Regions from separate parts of the Homo sapiens genome. Here region 1 is linked to region 2. Evidence: chromatin loops called from intact Hi-C (ENCODE). Cell type or tissue: tibial artery. All regions are shown on one strand.

What was found. Peaks named below come from ENCODE experiments on the same cell type or tissue, not always from the same donor. Only the 100,000 strongest peaks of a DNase experiment are listed, where the experiment ranks them.
Region 1: it touches region 2 in a loop (6-fold over the local background); 50 of 110 quality-filtered maps call a loop at or near these places.

What each region holds. Positions count from the first base shown.
Region 1 is chr18:21,994,799-22,002,798 of GRCh38, forward strand. LINC01900 (long intergenic non-protein coding RNA 1900) reads left to right here. Exons shown (of 3, transcript XR_001753529.2): 3 at 12-179. Among named protein-coding and RNA genes, the nearest start is that of LINC01900, 18 kb to the left of the region's middle. In tibial artery, a CTCF peak has its summit at 3,010; DNase peaks (open chromatin) are centred at 1,835 and 7,456; H3K27ac peaks cover 1,022 bases.
Region 2 is chr18:22,558,742-22,566,741 of GRCh38, forward strand. The region is part of intron 2 of LOC124904265 (a long non-coding RNA gene); the gene reads left to right. Among named protein-coding and RNA genes, the nearest start is that of CTAGE1, 140 kb to the left of the region's middle. In tibial artery, a CTCF peak has its summit at 4,587 (motif pointing left); DNase peaks (open chromatin) are centred at 380, 934, 1,160, 1,403 and 1 weaker place; H3K4me3 peaks cover 3,578 bases; H3K27ac peaks cover 5,745 bases.

The DNA.
Region 1 (8,000 bases), 560 kb before region 2:
CTTTGTTTTAGGCTGGATGGCTCACGCGTTCAGAGGAGGGACAGCGCTTGTTGCAGAGAATGAGATTTAGTGTGATGTGTATAAAGGTGTTTCATGGCTAAAGACCAAACAGAGACTAGTGTCTCCCACTCAGGAAGAATAATCACCATGCTAATGGATTAAAATTCTGTTACATAGAATAATCACAGGTTTAAATAAGACTCTGCCTGCTTTATAATTATCAGTATGTGAAAATACACTGAATCAAGGCTGAGTGTAGTGGCTCATGCCTGTAATCCCAGCACTTTGGGAGGCTGAGGCGGGAGGATCACTTGAGGGCAGGAGTTCAAGACCAGCCTGGCCAATCTGGTGAAACCCCGTCTCTACTAAAAATACAAAAATTAACTGGGTGTGGTGGGAGGCACCTCTAATCCCAGCTACTGGGGAGGCTGAGGCAGGAGAATCGCTTGAGCCCGGGAGGTGGAGGTTGCAGTGAGCCGAGATTGTGCCACTGCACTGCAGCCTGGGTGACAGAGTGAGTCTCTGTCTCAAAAAAAAGGAAAAAAAATATATATATACGAATCAAGATGACTCTTAGATATTTGGCTAGAGCCACGGGGTTGATGGGTAGATGGTGATGTTAGTTCTCAAGGAAAGGACCTGCGACAAGTTTATTTGTCACATTTATTTCCTGTTTCAATTATTTCCAAAATGATCAAGACAGGAAATAGGGAGAACAGGTTGGGTGTGTACATATGTGTATTGAATCCAGTGCTTAAACTCACATGCTCTGAAGTCAGAGGTCATGCGTCCAAATCCCAGTTTCACCACTTACTACTTGGGTGATCTTGGGCAAGTGGGTTTATCTCTCTGTGTTTTCGGATCCTAATATAGAAAATAGGTATAAGCCGGGAGCAGTGGCTCACGCCTATAATCCCAGTACTTTGGGAGGCCAAGGCGGGCAGATCACTTGAGCTCAGGAATTTGAGACCAGCCTGGCCAACAGGGTGAAACCCCATCTCTACTAAAACACAAAAATTAGCTGGGTATGGTGGTGTGAGCCTGTAGTCCCAGCTACTCGGGAGGCTGAGGCAGGAGAATTGCTTGAACCCGGGAGGCAGAGGTTGCAGTGAGCTGAGATTGGGCCACTGCACTCCAGCCTGGGCAACAGAGTGAGACTGTCTCAAAAAAAAAAAAAAAAAAAAAGGTATAATTATAGGGTTAAATAAGACCATATATTTATAAACTCATGTGCTCAGCACACCGTAGAAACTCAATATGTGAAGATCATTTGTATTAGTAGTAGTGGTAGTAGCAGTAATATTTCTCCTGGGAATAGCACAGGAGCAGTCTAAGGAGGCAACAGTGGGTGGGTCATGATGGGCAAACAGTAGGAAGAAATGCCTGTGTTGGTACCATTTCCCAAACTGTGAAAACAGAGCCAAGAAAGCTTTGATGGACAAAACTCCCGGAAGCCTCAAGGCAGGCTCTTGCAGGGAAGAGGTCATTGAGGCATCTTGGATAAAAACGGTGGGCTGGGAAGGAATGAGACCAAGGATTGAATGCTGGAGCTGTGGCTTACCAGCTCTGAAACTTGGATCAAATTCTCTGAGCTTAATGTCTTCATTTGTAAATTGTGGATTAAAAATACCTAAATGACAGGGCTGTTGTGATGATAGATAGTGTTCTTATGTTAAAGTGTCCCACTTGGATGGATATGCAGGAAATGTTTGTTTTCCAAATAGCATCTGACTTCTTACTGAATAATGAATCCTTGAAGGCACACAGTCCTCTGAGCTGGAGGCCAGGAGTAGCTTTTGAAATCACCCAAGAAGGAGCAGCCCTGAGCAGCTGCGGGTCCCTCCCAGGCTGACTCAGACCTTTCACCCAGGCGGCCTTTGGGCCTTGTGCTTTGGGAGTCAGGAACCCCAGACTCAAGTCCGTTCTGGCCCAGCCCTTTCTTGGGCTCATTGTTCTGGGAGGCCTTGTACTATTTGTTCATCTAATCTGTTAGCAAAAAGGCAAACTAAATATCCTTCATTTGGACCTCTGGCTTATATCCCACAAAGGACAGAAGTGTCCTACCCGGGGTGGCTAGTGGCACCCCTGTCTTTGTTCCTGTTTGGCCTCTCTAAAAGGCCCTGGGCAGAGAGCTGTGACAGGTGATTGGGAAAGGGCCTGGTGTATCTGCCTCTCCAGGCCTGTTTGGACTTGATTCCTGTTCTCTGATGCCAGGAGGGGCCCCAGAAAAGCGCTGGGACAATACCTATCAAGCCCAAGTAACAAATAGAGGTACCTAAAGTTCAAACAGGTGTGTCCCTTCCTATTTTGTACCTATTACGGAGTGAAGTCAGGGTCCAAAGCCACTTTGCCTGGCTGTAGATGGCCTGTCTACTACTTACTCCCTGACCTGCTGTCTCCCTCAAGTCATTCCCCGACTGTGTGATGGCCACAGTCCCTGGCCGGGTAATCAACTCTCCACTAAGCAGGCCGCCCACCCAGATTTCTCTGCCCTGTCTCATGGGCTGGGATCCCTCCCACCTCCACTCCATCCTGAGAATACCTTGGTTCACTCCCCTATCTCCTGGGCCTCTGTCTGGGTGGCCCATGACTTCCACCTGGAATGCCATTATCTCCAAATCCCATTCTCCCTTCAAGTCCCAGCTGAAGTCCTGCCTCCTCACGATACCTTCCTGTCTACCCAGCTCCCGGGAGCACCTCCTTCAGCCTCCTATGACGTCCACTCTCCCCTCACAGGAGAGCTGCCCAGTAATCATCTTTTGTGTGTTTGCTGCTTCGTTTTGTGTTTTCTGTTTAATTTGTATCTTCCTGTTCCTCCTTCCGACCCTACACACATCTTCCAACTGGATTCCAGGGCCCTGAAAAGGCAGCCAGTGTTGGACTGGCTCATGGCTGCCGCAGAGGAGCTACCCTCCTTGGAGAAGCAAGGCTGCATCCCCTTTTTTTTGCTGACTTAACAACGTCCTGTTTCTACTTCGTGAGATGGCACTGACTCACCACTAGTGGTCGCTATTATTCACACCCTTACTTTCATAATTCAAACTAATTGGGAAACACGTATCTGTCAGCTTCTCTATGGGACTGGATTGCTAGAGGCAAAAAAAAGTGCTAGAGTCAATAAGTTTAATCAGTAACAGAAGTAAAGTATAGAGTCCCCAGGGAAACCTTTAGGAAAGATCTTCATGAGTCTGCTTATAAGGAAAGGAAGAGGCCTCCCAAGCAACAGGTCCCAGACATTCCTACTCCACATACGGATTGAATGTTTATTAAGTTCTGACAACATGCAGGACTGAAAATTTCTCTAGGCATTTATGAGGGTCATGCTGTTAAAATGAGATAAAGAATGAAATATGTTTGATATCATTATACAGACGTATACATAACTCTGTGTGTGTGTGTGTGTGTGTGTGTGTGTGTGTGTGTATACTCTTTTTTGTTTTATTTTATTTTCTTTTTTGTTGTATGGAGTCAGAAAGATCTAGCTGGGTTCAGATCCCAGCTTTGCTACCCGCCGGCTCTGGGGCCTTGGATACATCTCTTAACCTCTCTTGCCCATTGATCATTTATAAAATGTGAGCAATATTCCTTCCTTGAAGGGGTGTTGAGAGCTATAACTGAGATAAGGGTGTAGTCTGGGACCAGCAGCATCCAGGGAGCTGTCAAAATGCAGAACCTCAGGCCCCACCCCAGAGTAACCTAAGCAGAATCTGCATTTAATGAGATCCCTCAGTAATTTGCATGTATGTTAACGTTTAAAATTCCTGTCCTCAAGGAACAAATAATCAGTGTACAGATCTATATGGAGAGGATAATAGCAGCAGCTTACATCTGTAGAGTTCTCCGGCCTTTCTGAAGTGACTTTGGACTCCAAGTGAGGAGTGTTGCTGGTCGGATTTGGGTCTTGATAACGTTGACAGAAATAGCTGTGAGGACTTGGCGGCAGATGGAATGCGCCGCGGGTCTGGGTGTAGGGATGGCAGGGGGAGGAGGGGAGGTGTGGACACTGTTGGCAGAAGGTGGAAGTTAGGAAGGCTGGGAGCGTGTAAGAAGGAGATAGTGTGCTGGACATGGAGGAAAAGTTCTTCCAAGGCTTTGGGAGCATGGAGCCAAGAGACACTGAAAGAAATCAGCCTATTTACGTAGAATTTGCTAGAGCAAAGTCTTTTCTAAAAGTCACAATAGCTTTCTTTATACATTAGACTCCATCCAAATGAATAAATTCACATATACGGCAGATGGTAATAAAGCAAAACTATTATTAATTTAAAATAATAGATGATGGTGCTGGGTGGGAATCTTGGAGATCATTTTCAGTCTAATCCTTTCAGCCCCTGAGGCTCAGCTGGTGTAGGGACTTCTCTCATCTGCCACTTCCAGTGTGACCTCCTCTCACTAAACCTTTTTTCTTGGCTGTGAAATGGGGCAATAAATAACTGAGTTTACAGGTTGCTATGCGGATTCAATGAGATAATTCATGGAAAGCACTTAGCACAATGCCTGACTCTAATTAAGTAACAACATATAATATTATCAAATTGCTACTGACCTATAGGAGGTAGAGAGGGACACATTTTTTATCAAGACTAGTACAATTATTAGTAAAGATTATGGAAGTAAATTTGAGATTCAAGTAGCTAAACCAATTTTTTGTTGTTCCCAGTATGAATAATGATGATACCATATTACAATAATAGTAAAACCAACAATAACTGCAACAATAATTATATCATACTAAACACTAACCATAGCTAACATTCCCTGGATGCTTATCATTAGGTTGGTGTGAAAGCCATTGTGGTTTTTGCCGTTAAAAGTAATTGGAAAAAGAGCAATTACTTTTGCACCAACCTAATATATGCCAAGCACTAAATGAAGCACTTCACTTGGATTATCTCATTTGATTCTTCAAACGTGTATGATGTGTATAATACTATCACCAGTTTATAGATGAAGCAACTGAGGCCTAGTGAGATTAGGTATTGGGCCCAAGGCCTGGAGCTTGTACGTGGAACTCACATTGGAATCCAGACTGCCTGGCTCTCTAAATTGCTCTCTTAACCACTACACTAGCTCCCACATGAATATACCAGTGAACAAAATGCTCTTTCCATTGGTGGCAAATTAGGTGCTATTTGTTTTCTGGCCTGATGCTGTGATACATTTTAAAGAAAATACATGGTTGCAAGTTGAAAAAGAGAGTAGCTTGAAAACAAAAGAAAGGAGGATTGGAAAATCTGTTAACCTCCTGTGTGCTGTGCCAGGGACAGTCACATGCATGAACTCAATAACCCTTTGTGGATATGACCTACATAGTCATGGAGAGCAAACCTTAGCCTCAGAGAAGTTAAGTCATGTGCCCAGGATATAAACTAGTAAGTGAAGGGGCTGGGATTTGAGCCTGAGCCCAAAGCCCAAGCTAGCTCAAAAAAGATGCGGAGCCCTGACTTGTATTTTGACCCAGAGGAAAATTAGATCTCTCCCAATTTCCCAAAGTCCCTAAAACCTGATACCACTGCCAAATTCCTCTGCCAAATTCATCATAGTCTTAACACAGCTTGAAGGACTTCCCGTAGAACTGTTGGAAATTCTGTCCTGGAAGGGCATGTAAAGCTCCTTTCTAGAAGTATTTTACTTTGGACTTATGGCTCACCCCTTTCCAGTATGAATTATAAGCAGCTCACAACTACACAACTGTACCACAAGAAAACAGAAAATTTAGGTAGGAAGGAGAAATTTAGGCTAGGAATAAGGTTAATTTCCAAAATATATGCCAATAGCCCTGAATCAGGTCAGGTAGGCCGTGTGGTATTTTTAATTGGAGTAAATACTGCATTTACTCCCAGAGGGACTATAGGCAGCAAAATCCAAGTAACTTCCTCACGAGTCCCTGGGTCAGGTGAATTACTGTAGAAAATGGGAGATACTTCAAGGCATGGTCTGGCCTTAGAGCTAAAGTTCTGCTTGGGGAACAGGCCCTTCCTTAGTCTGTCTTATAGGCCCCAGGGTAAGACAAGTGTTTGGCTGAAGAGCCATAGGCCCCCCTCTCTGCAGCAGTTCTCAAGTTCTTAGTGCCTTTTCTCCGTGGTACTGTTGCATGTGATATTTCACTAAAACCCCTTTCCTTTCCCTTTTTTTTTTTTTTTTTTTTTTTTGAGACGGAGTCTTGCTTGGTTGCCCAGGCTGGAGTGTGGTGGTGTGATCTCAGCTCACTGGCAAGCTCCGCCTCCCAGGTTCATGCCATTCTCTAACCGTGTTAGCCAGGATGGTCTCAATCTCCTGACCTCGTGATCTGCCCACCTCGGCCTCCCAAAGTGTTGGGATTACAGGTGTGAGCCACTGCACCCGGCTTTTTTTTTTTTTTTTTTTTTTTGTGGCAGTGGGAGGGGAGACCCAGTCTCTCTGTTGCCCACGCTGGAGTGCAGTGGCATGATCTCAGCTCACTGCAACCTCCTTCTCCCGGGTTCAAGTGATTATCTTGACCCAGCCTCCTGAGTAGGAGGGATTACAAGTGTGCACCACCACACCCAGCTAATTTTTGTATTTTTAGTAGAGACAGGGTTTCACCATGTTTGCCAGGCTGGTATCGAACTCCTGACGTCAGGTGATCCACCCACCTCGGCCTCCCAAAGTGCTGGGATTACAGGTGTGAGCCACCACTCCCTGCCTCTTTTATTTATTTATTTATTTATTTATTTTAAACAGAGTCTCCCTCTGTTGCACTGCAATCTCTGCCTCCCAGGTTCAAGCGATTCTCATGCCTCAGCCTCCGGAGTAGCTGGGACTACAGGCACACGCCATCACGCCTGGCTAATTTTTGTATTTTTAGTAGAGACAGGGTTTCACCATGTTGGCCAGGCTGGTCTCAAACTCCTGACCTCAAGTGATCCACCCGCCTAGGCCTCCCAAAGTGCTGGGATTACAGGCATGAGCCACCGTGTCCCGCCAAAACCCCTTTTCTTTGACGTGCTCTCGTTCCACTGAAGGGGAAAGCTCAGCTCTTCCCAGGATGCAAAAAGCCTCCTTCCCCAGCAAGATGGAACTCCCAAGCTCCGGGCAAAGGGGCCTGTAGAATTTCTCTCATTTATGGCTATCAGAAAAATAGGGCGGGAATCAGCCTTCATCACCCGGACCCAACCTTGTGTCAACAGCCCTCACAAACAGAGGGGCCCAGCAACCACCTTTTACACCGCCTGGTACTGTACACGGGCACCAGTTCACACGCTCAGCGAAAGGAAAACAAGCGGTGGCCCTGTCCCGCCGATAATGCCCGACCCTGCGGCAGGGGCCCTTGTTCTCTCCCTGCGCCTTCCCGCGCCCTGCGGGCAGCCCTGATAAGTCTGCGTGGTGGGCAGGCTTGTGTTTGAGTTCGGGTTGTCAGACCCATTACTCAAAGGGAGGACGTGGACTTGCTTTGAGAAGGGCGAACTCTGGTCTTAAAGACTAGGCGAGGACAACCATGATTTATGATTAACCCAGTGACTCCACTGTTAAGCGTGGTCTCAGTGACCGCCGTTTGAGTCGTGACTTTTTTGTGCAGTTGCTGTGCCTCCATCCAGGTGTGAGTTGAGGGCACCATAAAGAAGGTCGAGAGAGCAAGAAATTGGCACGTTGTGGCCAGAAGGCAGGCCTGCATGTTGCCACCTGCTGAAGGAAGAGGGACTCTTTGATTTTCCATGAACCAGCTAAGCACAAGCAATACCTGGATGGGTACACCTGGGTTAGATCCTGTGCCTGTCACTGGCAATGTAGGGAAATTTATTGATTTTTCTTTAAAAAAAAAAAAATAGAGATAGGGTCTCGCTATGTTGTGCAGGCTGGTCTTGAGCTCCTGGCCACAAGTGATCCTCTTGCCTTGGCCTCCCAAAGTGCTGGGATAACGGGCGTGAGCCACCTCGCCTGGCCAAGGGAAACATTTGTGAAAGTGAGTGAGAATAACATTCTTCTTAACTCTCCACAATCAAAACTTGGGGCTTCTTTATGCACTTGAGCGAGTTATTGAA
Region 2 (8,000 bases):
TGTAATTTTTCGAAGATTCACTGTGAAAAAATATATGAAATATCTCATTTATAATTTTTATATTGATTACATATTGAAATAATGTTTTGAATATATCAGATTAAAAATATATTGTTAAAATTAATTTCACCTGTTTTACCTTTTCACTTTCTTTTATGTGACTACTGGACATTTTTCAATTCCCTAAGGGAATTGAGTTCCCCGGGGCTGACGGGGAGCACGGCCTGGGCAGCCCTTTCCCGAGGATGTCCCAGTGGAGACGGGCTCACACCGAGGTGCGCGCACATGCGCGTCTGCGCGGTCCGCCGCGGGTGGACCGAATCTCACCCCGTGCCCACGACCGGCGGGCTTTCCTGTTTGCCTTTTTGAACTCTGTTTTCTTTGAGTCTTGGAGAGAGCCAGGGGCTGTGATGTCACTGTATAAACAGAGGGAAGGGTGGGGGCGAAAGTTGCATTGGAGCGAACCCGGCGGTGGAGGAGGGCTGGTGGGAGGATGGGGGTGGGGAGGGAGATTTTTTTTTTAAAAGTGGTTTGGTCTCGGGGGTGTAGGGGCAGCGGGGGACTCTGCAGAGTCCCGATAAAGAAACAGAATGGGACTGCCAGTCCCTAACCTAGGGGCGGGGAGGGGGACGTGGCTGGAAGAGACAGGGGTTGGTGGGGGGAGGTTGGAAAAATATGGGACGCCTAGAGCTAATTCCTCTGATTAAAAATGCATTAGTTTGGAGGTGTCAGGGACACGCAGCTGTTTTCAAGGAAAGCCTGGCTCCAAGAGGTCCTCCCCGGCCGGGCCGCCTGGCGGCTCCATCCCGGGTGGGTGTCAGCGAGCGCGCAGCCCCCGACGCTTGTCCTCTCCCTGACAGGGCCCTGGCCAATGTCCTGCTGCTGCGGGTCGTGGTAATTTACATCCTCTCTGTGTACATTAACTTATCTGCAGCCGCGCTGGCTGCGCTCCTTCAGTCAGCCTGTCTCCTGCGCAGCCTGGGAGCCTTCCCCGACCCAGCGACCCACCGGGCGGCCGGGGGCGACTGGGGAACCCTGGGAATCACAACAACCGCCCGGTTCCGACCCGGCCCGGACGCCCGCGGGGGCGGGGGACTCTGTGGGGCCAGGCGTGGAGGGCCGGCGAGCCCGGCTCGGGCAGGGCAGAGGCGGGCGGCCGGGGGCTGGCGGCGAACACTTAGTGGCTAATTCATGACTCATGACTCATGCGCAGGCTCCTCTTCAGTGACAGCCGGGACAGTTCCTGGTTATTTGTAGCCCCCCGGCTTTCATTTCGCTGTAATTAAGCAGTCATTTGAGGGTCATTTCATCCCCGTTATAGGTTTCTCTGTTTTAATCATGCTTTGAGTTCCAGTGGGGGCAGCAGGGAGTGGAAGGGGAGGTTGGGAAGGAGGCGTGGAGGGCAAGAGGGTAATCGTCTCTGAGAACGCGTGCACTTTTCATAACTCTTCCCGTGACAGGCCCTGGTGCAGGCTCCGCAGACGCCGACGCCCGGCGCTCCGCTCCGGGGCGCGGGCCAGATCCTCTTCCCTGACACCCGCGGTCTTCCCTGAGAAGAGGTCTGGCCCTTTTTGAGTCAGATGTTGGATTTTCTGCTTTCCCCTCTGGCACCACACTAATCATTCTCTTTAATCGCTGTAGCTTTTTAATGAGGCCAAGTAGGTATTTATGGAGCCGTCTACTCTCCAAACGCTGATGCTTGATAAGTCATTTATAACTTATCGGTGGGCTTTGCATAGGCCAAACCCAGAAGAAAGGAAGTGAGAATAAAATAGAGGCTGGATTTTACGAGGAACCTTCAGCGTATCTTCAGGTCCTAGATGGTACCAAGCCCTTGTGGGAAATGTTCAATCCATCAGACATAAGAATAAGAAACGGCCACAGCCTGTCCGAATTTTGTGAAAATTCTCTGGCTGTCATTCTTGATTTTTTTTTTTTTAATTCCCTCCACTTTCTCCTTTGGCTGGTTCATGTATTCTTTAGATATCATTTGAAGCTTCCATTCCAAGGCCAAGTCTAAGATGTTCTTTAAAGAAATCTTAAGCTATTGCATTTGGAGGGCACACAGATTGAAACTGAAAGGACTGGAAAGAAATAAAGGACAGAAACCAGATTTTCTGTCATTGCAAAGAGTAGGTGCCACAGGCTCCAAATCTCAGTAGATATTAAAGTTAAAGCAGGAGTCTGCGGTAACAGTAGGAGGGTGGTTGCTTTCAAAAGAGAAGGGAAGAGAGAAAACCTGTCCAAGAAAGGGCAGGAGAAAGAGTGAGAGAGAAACAACACAGACTAGAAAAACAAAATGAATGAATCAATCAACATATGAGTATTTAATGTGCATTAAGGAAACTTCAAAAATGTTTTCAGCCATAAAATGGAATAAAATACTGATACATGCTATAACCATGGATGAGCCTTGAGAACTTTAAACTAGGTGAGAGAAGCCACTTATAAAAGACCACATATTCTATAATTCCATTTAGATGAAACGTCCAGAACAGGCAACTCTATAGAGACGGGAAGTAGATTAGCTGTTACCTTGAACTGGGGGTGGGGGTAGGAGTAAGGGGACTGGGGGAGCGACTGCTAGAATTAATTGTGATGGTGATTGTACAACTCTGAATATGCTAATAACCACAGACTTACATGCTTTAAATGGGTGAATTGTATAGTATGTGAATTATATCTCAATAAATCTGTTACTGAAAACAGTTTCCGTTAAGTTAAATAGAAGCAGGTCCCAAAACAGCACCACTAAAAAATTCTCTTGCTAAGTGCACTGCTCCTTCCTATATGACAATGTAAACAGCAAATACTGTTCCTAGGACGGGGTCTGGTTTTTCACTTGGTCCCCAGTGCCTAGAACAATGCTGCTTATGGAAGGTACACAACAAATATTTGCTGGAAGAGAACTTGCAAATAACCAGATGGCCAAATTCAGACTTATACCACGCTCACCCTGCCATCTCTTCGCTGCACCCTCTAGCTTTCCAATATTATCATTTTATATATATAAAATATACAAATATATATTATTATATATACAAATGTATATTATTATATATAGTATCATTATTATTATTAATACAGCTAGTACTAATAACTAACAAACAACATTTTGTTTATATATTTTGTGCCAGGCACTGTACATATATTTGCTTCTAATCCTTATAAAACCCAGCAATGTAAACCCACTGAACCCAGGTCTGTCTGGCTCCCAAAGTTTTAGTCTATTATAAACACCGCCTGCTAAAAACACTAAACACAAAGGCAAGGAGAAACATCAACGAACATGCAAAAGAGAACCAGCCAAAGTCACCGACAGAGGAAACCAAAGAAAATCTGGTTTCTATGTTTATTTTAGTTTTAATTTTTATTTTTTTGAGACAGAGTCTCGCTGTTACCCAGGCTGGAGTGCAGTGGTGTGATCATGATTTCTATGTTTAAGCTGAAAGAAGTATCAAGAAGCATCACTCAAACACATCACTCAAAGAACGATGGCTTGTCTTATTTAAAATTATATCACTCATAGAACTATGGCTTGTCTTATTTAAAATTACGATAATTTTATACTAACCATGGATTATATATGCAACAGCTACGGAGGACTTACTATGTACATAGTTCACAGGAGCTTATGTTCGAGCCTGTTATAAAAGCTACTGTCTCTTAAAAAAAAAACAAAAATGAGTGCTCAGTATATTTGTCTAAGTAGTGAACAAAAGGTTTAACCGTACAGTAATGGAAACATTCTGGTTTCCCAAAACCTCTTCCTAAAGCTGAAACATTTTTGTGGAAAGTTAAGGAAAAGACCCAGAACTCTATGAAGGGCTGCCTAAATGACTACCCACAAAAGTAGCTGGGGAGAAATACAAATTAGAATACATCCAAACTATTCGAAAGCTACTGTGGTGTGTGCTTGGGCTTGAGCCTGCTGCCTAGGTGTTCATTAAGTGTTCATAATATTTCTTATGTCCATAATCCAAGATTCCAGACCCACATCCCAACCAAGACTCAGACCCGCCATCTTATCTCATGCATATTAGTTGGTATATATTGATACTACTTGTAATAATTATCCTAGAAAGACACAAAAACCTTCTAATAAAAGGTTCTATATTCCTCTATCTACTTTGCTATCAGAATTTTGCTCTAAGATTTATAATGAATAGCCCCCATTTTCAAGTTGGAAAAACCAAGTACCCCCTGAAAGTACTTACTGAAACTGTCCCAAAGATCCATAATAGTAATAGGAAAAAATCTCAGCATGTCCTTCTCCCAACTGTTAGAGATACTCACCTCCTATTTAATGTGATAGGAGGTGTTCCTTCTACTTACAAAAAATTCGTATATATATTTAATTTTTTCTTAACTAAGTCTGAAAAGGAGAGACAACCTAGGCCATAAGTATGGAAAAGATGTATAGTTTCCCTCTCTCCTTTTTATGGGCGACTCCAAAGTGAAAGTCCAACCACTTAGGCGGATGAGCTTCAAGAAACTCTTCTCAGGACTGTGGAATGTGCACTGTGTCTACAGTCATCCATCCCTAAGCATATGTGGTTGTCACCCTCTAGTGGATGATCTATGATAATAGTTGGCAGCCTCCTGTGGGGCACAAGCACGATATTATCCAAGACTCACCTATCTTTAAGACGTAAATGACAGATAAGACTGCACCACAACTCTTCAGTCTTGGACACATATTTCCTAGGAAAATGGGTGCGCACGTGCTGTTTATTCAGTCTGCCATTCCCTGCTTCTTTTGAGTCTGTGTTTGTGTTTCCTACTGGTGTCTGGCATTTTCAAGAACAATACACATTTCCTTGAGGCAGACTTCTCCTACCATTGAGATAGTCCTAGGCAATTGATTCCCAGATATTGTTTGTATCCAGACTGGTCTTGAAAGCTTTCTCTATCTGCAGGTCTACTGGGTGTACCCAACTATTTAGCTGGTAACCAGGCACTTGCCAGTAGAATGCCAGTTCTGTGTTGAACAATTTGATCTACCTAGGAAAGTTGTGGACGATAAATATTGTTTCCATGTTTGCCGCTGTGTAAGGAGCCTAAACATAGATTCTTAGAGACTCTGATAGAATTTTTAGAGGTGGAAATGATAGGGTTTGCATTACCTTAAATTTTCAAGACTCAACACCAAGCATTAGATTGGAAAATAGAACTTTTTACAAAAGCCCTCTAAAATGAAGTCTGGCTTTGAATTCATTAGTATTACTAGATTCAAAATATAATCACATGATTTTCTTCTCTCCATTTTATTAGGTAACTGAAGATTTACATCTGTAAATCTGGATGGGAACTGAATTCCTACATCATAGACAGTTTCAAGGAGGGAAGGATTATGTGTTCAGGAAATACTCTGCATTCTCAAAACTCTACATTGTTGGTGCTTAGATTTGCTCTGTGAGAACCTACTGAAATAAACCTTTTCTCTGGAAGACAAGTACAGTTTCCCGAAGATCTGTTTATTTGCCAGCAGAGGAGTTGAATATTTGAAGCCAAGCCACCTTGGTTCTAAATCTGTGGTTAAATGGAAATCAGAGCACTGAGATATGCGGTGCCCCTCCCCACTCTTACTCATTTGAAAGATGAAGAAACTGAGGCTTGGCAAGGTTGAGTGGAGTTCACATAGCTAGCTAACCACAGAGCTGGCACCAAACAGGAGCCCAGCTCTCCAACTCCTAGGCCCTTGCCTCTCAGGTGGAATTTTCTTAGTGATTAGGAGAAAATCAGTTCCCTAGCCCTGTTCACAAGAGTTTATATTCTGTTTGGTTAAAAAGCATTTTTCTTGTTGTAAGAAATAAGTAACATAAAATTTACCATTTTAACTTTTTTTTTTTTCCCCATAGAGTCTCGCTCTGTCACCCAGGCTGGAATGATGCAGTGGCGAGCTCTCAACTCACTGCAACTTCCACCTCCTGGGTTCCAGCAATTCTCCTGCCTCAGCCTCCCAAGTAGCTGGGACTACAGGTACGCGCCACAGCGCCCAACTAATTTTTGCATTTTGTAGTAGAGACGGGGTTTCACCATATTGGCCAGGCTGGTCTCAAACTCCTGACCTCATGATCCGCCCACTTTTGCCTCCCAAAGTACTGGGATTACAGGCGTGAGCCACTGTGCCTGGCCCATTTTAAGTGTTTTAAGTGTACAATTTTGTGGCATTAAGTACATTCACATAATTGAGCAACTATCCCCAGCATCTATTTCCAGAACTTTAAAAAATCTTCCCAAACAAACTCTGTCTCCACTATCTAATAATTTCTCATTCTCCCCTACCCTCAGCCCCTGGCAACTACTATTCTACTTTTTGCCTTTACGAATTTGACCACTGTAGGTGCCTCATATAAGTGGAATCAAACACTATTTGCCCCTTTGTTACTGGCATGTTTCACTTAGCATATTTTCAAGGTTAATCCATGTTGCAGCATGTCAGAATTTCCTTCATTTTAAACGCTAAATAATATTCCTGTGTTTGTCTGTGTGTGTGTGTGTGTGTGTGTGTGTGTGTGTGTATTACACTTTGTTTTGTTTGTCCATTCATCCGTCAATAGATACTTGGGAAAAATATTTTTTAAATGCACAATAAAAATAAATATAAATATGTAAGAAGTAAAAGCATCTCTGCAAGAGGCTTGAGGCTATATTTGTTTAAAAAAGACTGCTGGGAATTGCTGGAGTAATTAAAGAGTAATTTAATAATTTTACACAGAACTATTTTAAATTGAAACTGTGAGCTTTGGTTTACTTACCTTTATATTCTCTACCACCTCCCATGGCATCCTAGCATCAGCACAGGGTCACATGTGGTAGGTACTCAATAAATATATGCTAAATTTCCAAGTCATGCATAGGAAAAATCAAAGGCAATCTATATTATCATTGTTTTTCCTTTTTTGTTAATTTTATTTACTACACAGTGAACTGATTACTACAGTCAAGCTAATTAACATATCCATCTCTTCACTTAGTTACTGCGTATATACGTGTGGTCCGGGGGAGGGAGGGAGAGAACATTTGAAGATCTACTCCCTTTGCCAATTGCAAGTATGCAATACAGTATTATCAACCACAGTCACCAGGCTGTACATTAAATCTCTGGCAGTATTCATCCTGCATAACTGAAACTTTGTGTCCTTTGGGCAACGTTTCTTCAGTTCCCCTCCACTTCTGCTCCCAGTAACTACCTTTCTGCTCTGCTTCCATGAATTCGACTTTTCTAGATTCCACATAGCAAGTTCATGTCATGATTTTTCTTAATCATTCCAGAGGAAGATGATCTGCTTCTGTGATTATTCCAGAGGAAGATGCAAAAGTTCCTGGCAAAAATCTTATATATAGAAAGAACGTTCTCCTGGAAGAACAACGTATTAGCCAAGGTTCTTAATTTCAAATAATGGAACTAATTCTAATTCAAAAGACCAAGCCCAAAAAGAGTTGACTGAAAAAATATTGCATCTCTCATGGAATTGCTAAATGTCTGGAGAACCAGGCTTGAGGATTCCAGAAACAATGTCCAAAACCATGTCCAAAACTGATCCGAGGAGGAAAACACCAAAGGTTATGCCAATGCCAAGCAGTGGGGGCTCCTCTTTGCTCAGCTGCCAGGACATAACTGCACCAAACAACCATCCTGCCACTTCTACCCAGGAGCCCAACTTTCCAACCCTGGTGTCCTGGATGCCTAGAATACCACCTCAACAACCAAACTGATTCCATAGAGCCCCTCCCTCAAACAGTAACACAAGTCACATTTAAGTATAGTGATTGGTGGGGTGTGGGTCACATGCCTGTGTCCAGCTACAAGGTGGCTGGGAAGAAAGTTCCCTATTTTCTCACTAAGAGATGTGGGGCACGTAAGGAAGATGATTTCTTGCATATAAAAAGGGTGTTCAAAAAGTACTGGGCAGCCACTACTGAAGGTAAAAGGACTATGTTTTCCCTAAGAATTATCAGGCAGAAGAACAGATAAAATCCTAGCTGGAATAATT